Regions from separate parts of the Homo sapiens genome. Here region 2 is linked to region 1. Evidence: chromatin loops called from intact Hi-C (ENCODE). Cell type or tissue: PC-3. All regions are shown on one strand. Links, peaks and the distances in the headings refer to the core of each region. The heading gives the core; the rest is flanking DNA. Region 1 holds the start of LINC02438 (long intergenic non-protein coding RNA 2438). Region 2 overlaps LINC02438 (long intergenic non-protein coding RNA 2438).

Region 1 (4,402 bases), core at 195-4,194:
ATGTGACTTTAAAAAAAAGGAAAATAATTTGACAAATGCATAGTGAAATTACAATAGTAAAAAAAAAATAGAAATAACCAAAAGGGCTGGTATAGTAGATTGGTGCAATGATTGATGGATTATGGGCCAGGTGCAGTGGCTCATGTCTAATCCAGCACTTTGGGAAGCCTAGGCAGGAGGACTGCCTGAGCCCAGGTGTCTGAGACCAGCCTGGGCAACGTAATGAGATTCTGTCTCTACAATAAATAAATAAATGAGAATTATGGATTACGGTTTACCAACACAAATAAATACTCTTGAATCTTGTATAAAATTAATGACCTAGAGGAATATATAAAACTAACAGTAAACAAACCCATTTGGTTCTGTGGCAAATGTATACACAGCCTTAGAAAGACTCCTCTTCTGTAAAGCGTGCAGTAAATAGGTAGGTACTGGTAAGATAATTTAAGAAGTCATGATAGTTTAAAGAGGGAATATAGCAAACAATAATACATATTTTTGAAACATTTTGTTTACATTTTAAAAATTGTATGAATGTTCATTTTGTCAATATTTTTATTGCCAAGGTTTTGTCACTGAATATCATCCCTCCTCAACTGGAGTATCTGTTTTCTTTCTCCCCTAAACAATGTAAAGGTCAGAATGCTAGGAGACAAGTGATTCTGATTAAGAAAGTTGAGCAAAGTTTTAAAAGGCTGCAGATTATATTACCATTCCCGGTGAGCAGCAGTCCCCTTTCCTGTAAGGGAATTACACATCCACCATCCTCTCACCGATACACACCCTCCAACCACAACCCAGAGTTCTGTCCCTCAAGAGGCCTTCTTTTGGGAGAAGCACGTTTGGCAGCTTGCACTACACCCTGACACACTCATGACATGGGACAGGAGATGTCAGAGCTGAATGAAAGCTTTTTTTTTTTTTTTTTTTTTTCCAGACGGAGTCTCGCTCTGTGTCCCAGGCTGGAGTGCAGTGGCGCGATCTCGGCTCACTGCAAGCTCCGCCTCCCGGGTTCACGCCATTCTCCTGCCTCAGCCTCCCGAGTACGCGGGACCACAGGCGCCTGCCATCATGCCCGGCTAATTTTTTTTTGTTTGTTTTTGTTTTTTTGTATTGTTAGTAGAGACGGGGTTTCACCATGTTAGCCAGGATGGTCTTGATGTCCTGACCTCGTGACCCGCCCGCCTCGGCCTCCCAAAGTGCGAATGAAAGCTTTAAGAGGGCTGCTTGTTTCTGGCAGCTCTCAGGTTCTTCCTGTCTGCCTCAGAAGTGGCATATTCCACATACGGGCTGCATCTTCAGTCTGGACTCATCCTCTTCAAGATGAGACAGGTGGAGCAGAGCTGCCACCAACCTCCGGTGATTTCCACACAATGTAAGTGAAAAACTATTGTTAAAAGACACTAAAATGTGGGGGTAGTTTTTATCTCGGCATAACACAGTGGAAGCTAATTAATGCAGGTCTAATTACCAAGGTGTGGGCAGAAGAGAGGGAAACCAAACTGAGGAGCGTACTGCCCATAGGCCAGACAGTAGTGGACGCCAGGGCTCAGAAACGGAGCTGTGGGGACTGGGCTGCCAGAGCAGTGTTTGAGGGGTGCAGCCAGTTGTCCTCCCGTCACCTCCCCAGCAGCTTCACAAGTAGGAGTCTCAGTAACGAATGAAGAGTTTTGCTTTCACTGACTGGTTGTTTTACATTATGTAATGGGCTCTGTGAATTATTGCAGAGTTCGTACTGCCTTTTTTATCTTTGAATAAACCTGTTTCAAGATGGTGTCAGAAGGACAGCCGAACACTCAAGTGGGAGGGAGGGGTAAACTAAAACTTTATTACTTTAAGCAAATAGCAATAGAAAATTAGCCTTATAACAAGAGAAAACAAAATGTAACCAAAGCTCAGTAAAATGTAACCGGAAGCTCATAATACCACAGGAAGCCCTATCACGGGAGTCTGAAGGGAGATGCCCGGGAGCCTGCAGTCGTTAAGCAAGGCCAGGCGCGGTGGCTCACGCCTATAATCTCAGCACTTTGGGAGGCCCCGGGGGGCGGATCACCTTAGGGTCGGGAGTTCGAGACCAGACTGGTCAACATAGTTCACTCTACTAAAAATACAAAAATTAGCCGGGTGTGGTGGCGCATGCCTGTAATCCCAGCTACTTGGGAAGCTGAGACAGGAGAATTGCTGGAACCTGGAGGCGGAGACTGCAGTGAGCCGAGATTGCACCACTGCCCTCCAGCCTGGGTGACAGAGTGAGACTCCATCTCGAAAAAAAAAAGAAAAAAAAAGTGAGCAAATATCACAGCAAAAGCAGGTCTTAAGTAGGTATAAAAGAACTAACAATAGAAGACAACATGTAACCAAAGCTCACCAGACCGCAGGAAGAATCATCACCGGAGTCGGAAGGCAGACGGCCGGGGTCCTGCAGCTGGAGCTGGGGCAGCCCCCAGCACACGACCACAGCAGCCTTCAGCTCCTCCTTCGTGTAAGCTCCTTTTATTAAGTCCAGTTGTTACTTTGAGCACCGTCTGTTGTTTGCTCAGGAGGGCCATTCCGAGCAAGCAACATTGAAACAATCGCTCCAGGAGCGGTGTTCCGGGAGCAGCGTTCCGAAACGTACTCCAGGACTTGAACAATCGTTCCGGGGGAGTGTCCCAGGACATGTTCCAGGACTTGAGTTAATTTCTGGACTTTCAGCCAAATCTTACACAAGCCGTTTACCTTTTCACCTCAGGTGGCTCTGCCTCTTACAGATGGGGGCATATTTTAAAATGGCGTTAGTGTGACCAATTTTTCTCTTCCTACAAAACCTTAGAGAAAAATCTGAAACTAGCTTACCCTCAAAATATATAAAGAAAATTTAGGGTTTGTATTTTTATATTAGCATCATTCCTGTATTCATTTGTTGTTCCAGCCTTTCTATTATTTATATTTTTTTCTTTTTAAAAATTATTATATACAAGCATGCATTGTTTAAGGTAGATATAAGCTTCATAATGGACTTAAGATGTGTTTTATAACAAGTGATATATATGAACATATGAACACATGAAAAATAAAGTATGTGATTATGGAGCACTTTACTATAAGACACACATACTTTTACGTCACACAATGGATACTCCATAATCACATACTCCCAGTAGGTAGGACTGTAGGTGTGAGCCACCATGCTGGGCTTTATATATATTTAATGCTTTCAAAAGCCCTGAGATCAATGTTATTATACAAATATATCAGATGAGGAAATCAATTCTTATAGATGTTAACCAGCTTGTCCAAGATGGTGGCCACCAAGCAGGTGGCAGAAATGGAGAAGACTCAAGGATTTGTGACTCCAAAAGTTCTCTCTTACCATGAGGATTCTTAATTGTCCAACTCTTTACTATATATGTGAAGCTGATTATGATTGAAGGTCAGTGGTGGTAATAACCTCATGTAACGACAACTAAGAGCAATCAGGTACCTTTGAATATGTTATATTTTTCTCTAGTCTATGCCAATTTGTGCCTCTAAATTAAAGCTCTTTAACGTCACATGTAACCCATCACAAAACCAAATATTCTTGGGTACCCCTAACATGTTTTCCCAAGTGCTTTGATCACAAAGTTTCAAAGCCATGCCAAGTTTTCCTCTGATTGCATGGCATGAAGCCCTTAGTAGCTTTTATTTTTGTCTTTTGCAAATAAACAAATTCCTGGAACAGGAAAGCAAATCAAAAATGAAAGCCCGTTTGTAAGAATGCCAAAACAACTTGTTGTTTATCCTTGTTCCTATCACTCTTTTAATTCTTCACAGATAGAAACAATGACATTGACTGGAAGTAATTTACGCAGAATATTAGATAGAAATAACAAGCAGATAGATGGCTTTGCAGAACAAATGTATAAATCTTCATAAGTCTAATGCTTGATTGATCTCAACCAAATTATTAGCTAGCATAAATTGAGTTTACAAATGTCAGGCATTTTACTGAGCATTATATACATTGTATACATTATTTGATCATGTTTACAGAAACAGTGCAAAGCAGTTACCATTGTTGTTAGCATTTTACAGATGAGGAAACAGAGTGGGACATAAATCATTTTCTGTCCAAAATAATGCAACTAGGAATTGGCGTTGTCAGAACTCAAGCACAGACAGTATGTCAGAATTTATATTATTATGACATCCAGCTCATCTGTACTCGAACTGAGACACTATCACTCTGTTCTCACACTGCTATAAAGATACTATCTGAGACTGGGTAATTTATAAAGGAAAGAGGTTTAATTGATTCACAGTTCCCCATGGCTGGGGAGGCCTCAGGAAACTTTCACTTATGGTAGAAAGTGAAGGGGAAGCAAGGCACATTTTACATGGTGTCAGGAGAGAGAGAGTGAGAAGGGGGAAGCACCAG
Region 2 (4,402 bases), core at 186-4,185, 150 kb after region 1:
GAGGAATAGATATTATGGACAGGTGGATTCTGAGGGTCTCCACATCAAAGCTGTTAGCTGACTTCTAAAATTATCTCTGCATTTTATGGTTATTCAGCAAATCTCTTCTCCCAATAAATAGATCCCCTGTGCCGCTTAAAAAGGCCATGGCATTCATTTCACTCCATTTCACGGAACAGGAACAGCTTGTTGCTGAGATGAATAAGAAGTTAGCCCTGCTATCAGCTGCTTTTTATCCTGCATTTATAAGATGATTGGAAATTTTATAGTAATGATCTCCTCTGGCATTTTTTCTGATAATACTTTTTAAATCTATTGGATGGCAACTTTTTTTCCCCATAAGGAAATCAATTTAGGGTAGTTATTTACTATACATCACATACACACATGATTTGTTTGAAACTGACTACAAACTAGACCTCACCAGAATTCTATTTTCTTCTTTTTTCTTTTTTTATCCCTCGGTGGTTTTGCTGCAATAAATGACTTTAACTCCCTAACGGACTTTTTTTCTAGTCTCCTACCCCTAGAGCTTTCTGTCATCCTGAAGCTATCAGGGAAATCCAAACTTGGAATTTTTATTTTATCCAACCTGTCATAGACTCTGTTTCTGGACCCAGGGGATTATTTTGACTGTGTGTGTGGAACTTCAACTTCATTTTGAATAGAAATCCAAGACTAAACTTGAATTGTGCAGCTTGGTCTTGGACAAACCCTGCCAAATGTTTCTGGTTGAGAGAATTGATAGTTTGCCTTTAATGAGAAAAGTTTATTTCTAGATCTTTTAAAGACGCTATCTTGTCATACTAAAGCAATCATGACAGTGTGTTAAAGAACACAGGTCCTAAACTAATAACTACTTGACATAGCTCTTTCCTTTGTTGACCTGATGTGGCTGCTAATAACCTAAAAGCAGCCACTGTTGCTAAGGATTAAACCATGAGAAAAAAGCAAACGTAAAAAGCAACAACCAAAAAAACAAAAACCTAGTACTCATGATCCCTTCATTTAAAAACTGTCAGGAATGGTATTGAACCAAATTTCCTAAGAATAACCAGTTTTTCTGTGCGTATAATTAACTCTGCTCACTTAAGAGTTATATTTTATATTATAAATAAAAATAATTGCTTTAAGACTGCTTCTGAGTTGGACTTCCTCATTGAAAACATATCCTCTCTGCTTTACACTATATGCAGCATCCTACATCAATGTAATAGAAAAAAGTTCAATTTCCTTCAAATACAGGAAATAGGCTTGGTACCTGTGCTGTATTCATAAATATGTCATCTCATATCCACTACCCTCCCAACAAATTAAAGGTAATTTGGTACAACAAATCATTACTATTCACTCTAATTCTGTAATGGACTGCTAGAAAAATTGAGAACTTGGATGAACTATAAACTTACAGATTATAACAAGTACTTTGAGCCTGCCAAAAACTATAGATTGTGTTGGATCAGTAAAATCTACTGGTTTAATATTTTCAAGTATAGCTTTATATACTTCACCCTAATTTTAATCATAATTTCTTCTTCAGGACAAAATATTTCTCTTTTCCTAGTATCTATTTGTTAGTTTTTTTCCTGAAATCACAGATGAATACCAAAGGCAATTATGTCATCATAATTATCATGAATAATGTTTATTTAGTATTCAACACTGGAGAAAGATTTATTGAATCATAATAGCAATTATAAATTTTCAGACATATTTGCACATATTTTAAAGCATTTGTTTGATCATCTCTGTTGAAAACCTAGGAAAGAAAAATCCTAATGTCCAGGTTTAAACTATCAATTAAAATTTTCCAACCTGATGTGCCATTCATTTTCAATATCATTCCCATAGCTGATAGGTTCAAAGTAGAACCACTGCCACCTTTATATTAAGAAATGCTGTTAGAATGATGTTTTTCTTGCTTCTCTACTCAGGAAACTTCGAATGCAGATTCCTCCTTTGATTGGCCAAAACCTTTTGAACTTTTAGAACATTTGGTGTGTCTGAGTTCCTATTTTGGTCCCTGCCAGGAAGATTCCATCAACTTCTATCTGTGTCACTTATCCTCTTCTGTTGACTTAGCATTTCCTGAAATACAGTCTTCACTGACCTAGTACTCCAGGAAACACCAATTTAGCATGGTAAATTATCATTTTCATTGCTGCCTCAGCATTTCCGGCAAAGATCTTTTTCTCTCTTTTTCTTAGTCTCTTCTGTCAGAGAGCCATGGTTTTGAGGTGAATTTAGAAGTTCAGGACTATTACAGAACATAATGACAGGATGCCCTCAAGTGGTAACAGTTACTCTACCCAGAAAGCTCTAAGTGGTTTACAACATGAATGCACAATTCATCCTGTGGCCTCCTCAGCAGAGGTGGGCAGCATTTTGACAGCTCGTAAAAGCTGAAAGAAATGGAGAAGATATTAAATGTACTTGAAAGGAGATAAAATATATTTAACCAGAAGGAGTATTCTGCATGCCTCAAATTCTTATCCTTAAAACATTGAGACTCTTCCTGTCTACCATTAGGTTTTTACAGCATCTCATTGGTTATGAAAAGTGTTTAGATATATTTACTAGGATGATTGACCTTAGAAATGGTATATTTCATAAAGACCTAGGTTCCACTATTAATCACTCTGAACTTCTCATCTGCAAAGTCACAGTGTAATACATGTGTAAGATTAACATAAATAATGCGACTGTCATGTAGAATGTTGTCATATAAAGTAGGAACACAAGGAAGGATCATTTTAATGCAGTCCCGTTTCTCACATTTATCATCATCAATAATAATAGAACGTAGGAATATTAACTCAGAAATCAGAAGGAAAAACTGATATTTGAAAAGGACTAAAAAAATTAAAATGATGAATTCAAATTAATGTCACAATATGTAAGAAAAATAAGGAACCTCAAACTAAATATTTTCCTAACTCAACTTTCTGTTTTTGTAGCCCCAAAATCTCTATCTTGTTTTGTTTTTCATTCTATTAAGAGGATCAATTCTGGTTAAAATATTCAGTTACTCAAGCCTGCAACCTCGGAATCATACTTGAATCAGCCTTTTCATTTCTCACTTGAATTGTTTGGTTTTCTGAATGTTTCTTCCATCTGTCACCTTCTTTCTACTGCTATCATGAAAGCCTTAATTCAGGTCTTCAGCTGTTTTCATATAACTGGTCTTTTCAGCATCCATCTCTTCTTACAGGTTGTAGTATGTGCTCAATCTAGAAACTATTGTGTTCTTAGCACCTTGTAGGTAATGGTATTAGAGTGAATAAGAGACAATATAAAACTGAGTTCCTTAGCTCAAGACCTTAGTCTCACTTCCTATCTGAACCCTCCTATCTTTTAAAAAATTCTTAATAGCTGTGATTCGCCTAGTAGTTATTTGGTTATTGTGTCCATTTCTGAACTAAATCTGTCCTCTACAAACGGAAGTCCAAAAATACTCCATATCTAGAGTTTTATTAATTTATCCTCACTGAGAAAAAAATGAGGTTGCATTAACTTTGAGATACCAAGCTATACCTTGGCTTTCCACTCAAGTACATTCCAGAAAGTAGCAAATTTAAACCTCAACCCCACAGCTGAATAACAAAACAGATTTTGATCTGTTTTTTTAATAGTAACTTTTCCCTGAATAAACTGCAAAAAAACTAAAAAATTAGCCACACAAAGGCTGAAAAGTTATTAATGCCTTTACTTTCTGTGAATAAAGGAAGTAGTCTCCTAAAGAGCTGTTAGAAATCCACATTTTCTTTCTTCTGTTTTCCATAAATGAAGTTCCATAAATATTTAAGGCATCAATATCACTGCTGTGTGGAAGAGTGCATATAAGGGGGTCTTTCCTGGCTTTTAAGACATTAAAAGTATAGGTGGGAGAGAAAAACAGTAACACTATAACAATTTAAAAGTAAAACTAATTAAAATTGAGAGAAGGTATATTAATCCAATTTTACACTGCTGATAAAGACATCTGAAACTGGGCAATTTACAAAACAAGAGGTTTCATGAACTTACAGTTCCACGTGGCTGGGGAGGCCTCACAATCATGGCGGAAGGCAAAGAGAAGCAAGTCACATCTTATGTGGATGGTGGCAGGCGAAGAGAGAGCTTGTGCAGGGAAACCCCCCCTTATAATACCATCAGATCTTGTGAGACTTATTCAGTGTCACAAGAACAGCACAGGAAAGACCTGCCCCATGATTCAGTTACCTCCCATGGGGTCCCTCCTACAACATGTGAGAATTCAAGATGAGATTTGGGTGGGGACCCAGTCAAACCATATCAGGAGGTAAAACAGAATAAAAGGAATCAATCAAAAAATTTAAAAAGGATGGGGAAAGTAAGAAAAGAGAAGGGAAAAGGAAAAAAGAGAAAGAAAATGAATTAGTAA

Evidence for each region. Hi-C counts contacts between places; a loop is a spot of excess contacts. Peaks named below come from ENCODE experiments on the same cell type or tissue, not always from the same donor. Only the 100,000 strongest peaks of a DNase experiment are listed, where the experiment ranks them.
Region 2: it touches region 1 in a loop (5-fold over the local background); 1 of 110 quality-filtered maps calls a loop at or near these places.

Annotation. Positions count from the first base shown.
Region 1 is chr4:19,453,622-19,458,023 of GRCh38, reverse strand. LINC02438 (long intergenic non-protein coding RNA 2438) reads left to right here and starts at 1,034. Exons shown (of 3, transcript XR_001741605.2): 1 at 1,034-1,378. LOC105374511 (a long non-coding RNA gene) reads right to left here and starts at 2,606. Exons shown (of 5, transcript NR_188379.1): 1 at 2,372-2,606. In PC-3, for the core only: no CTCF peak of the experiment used is centred there; a DNase peak (open chromatin) is centred at 2,633; H3K4me3 peaks cover 3,222 bases; H3K27ac peaks cover 2,150 bases.
Region 2 is chr4:19,307,373-19,311,774 of GRCh38, reverse strand. All of the region lies in intron 2 of LINC02438 (long intergenic non-protein coding RNA 2438), which reads left to right. Among named protein-coding and RNA genes, the nearest start is that of LINC02438, 150 kb to the left of the region's middle. In PC-3, for the core only: a CTCF peak has its summit at 2,288 (motif pointing left); no DNase peak of the experiment used is centred there.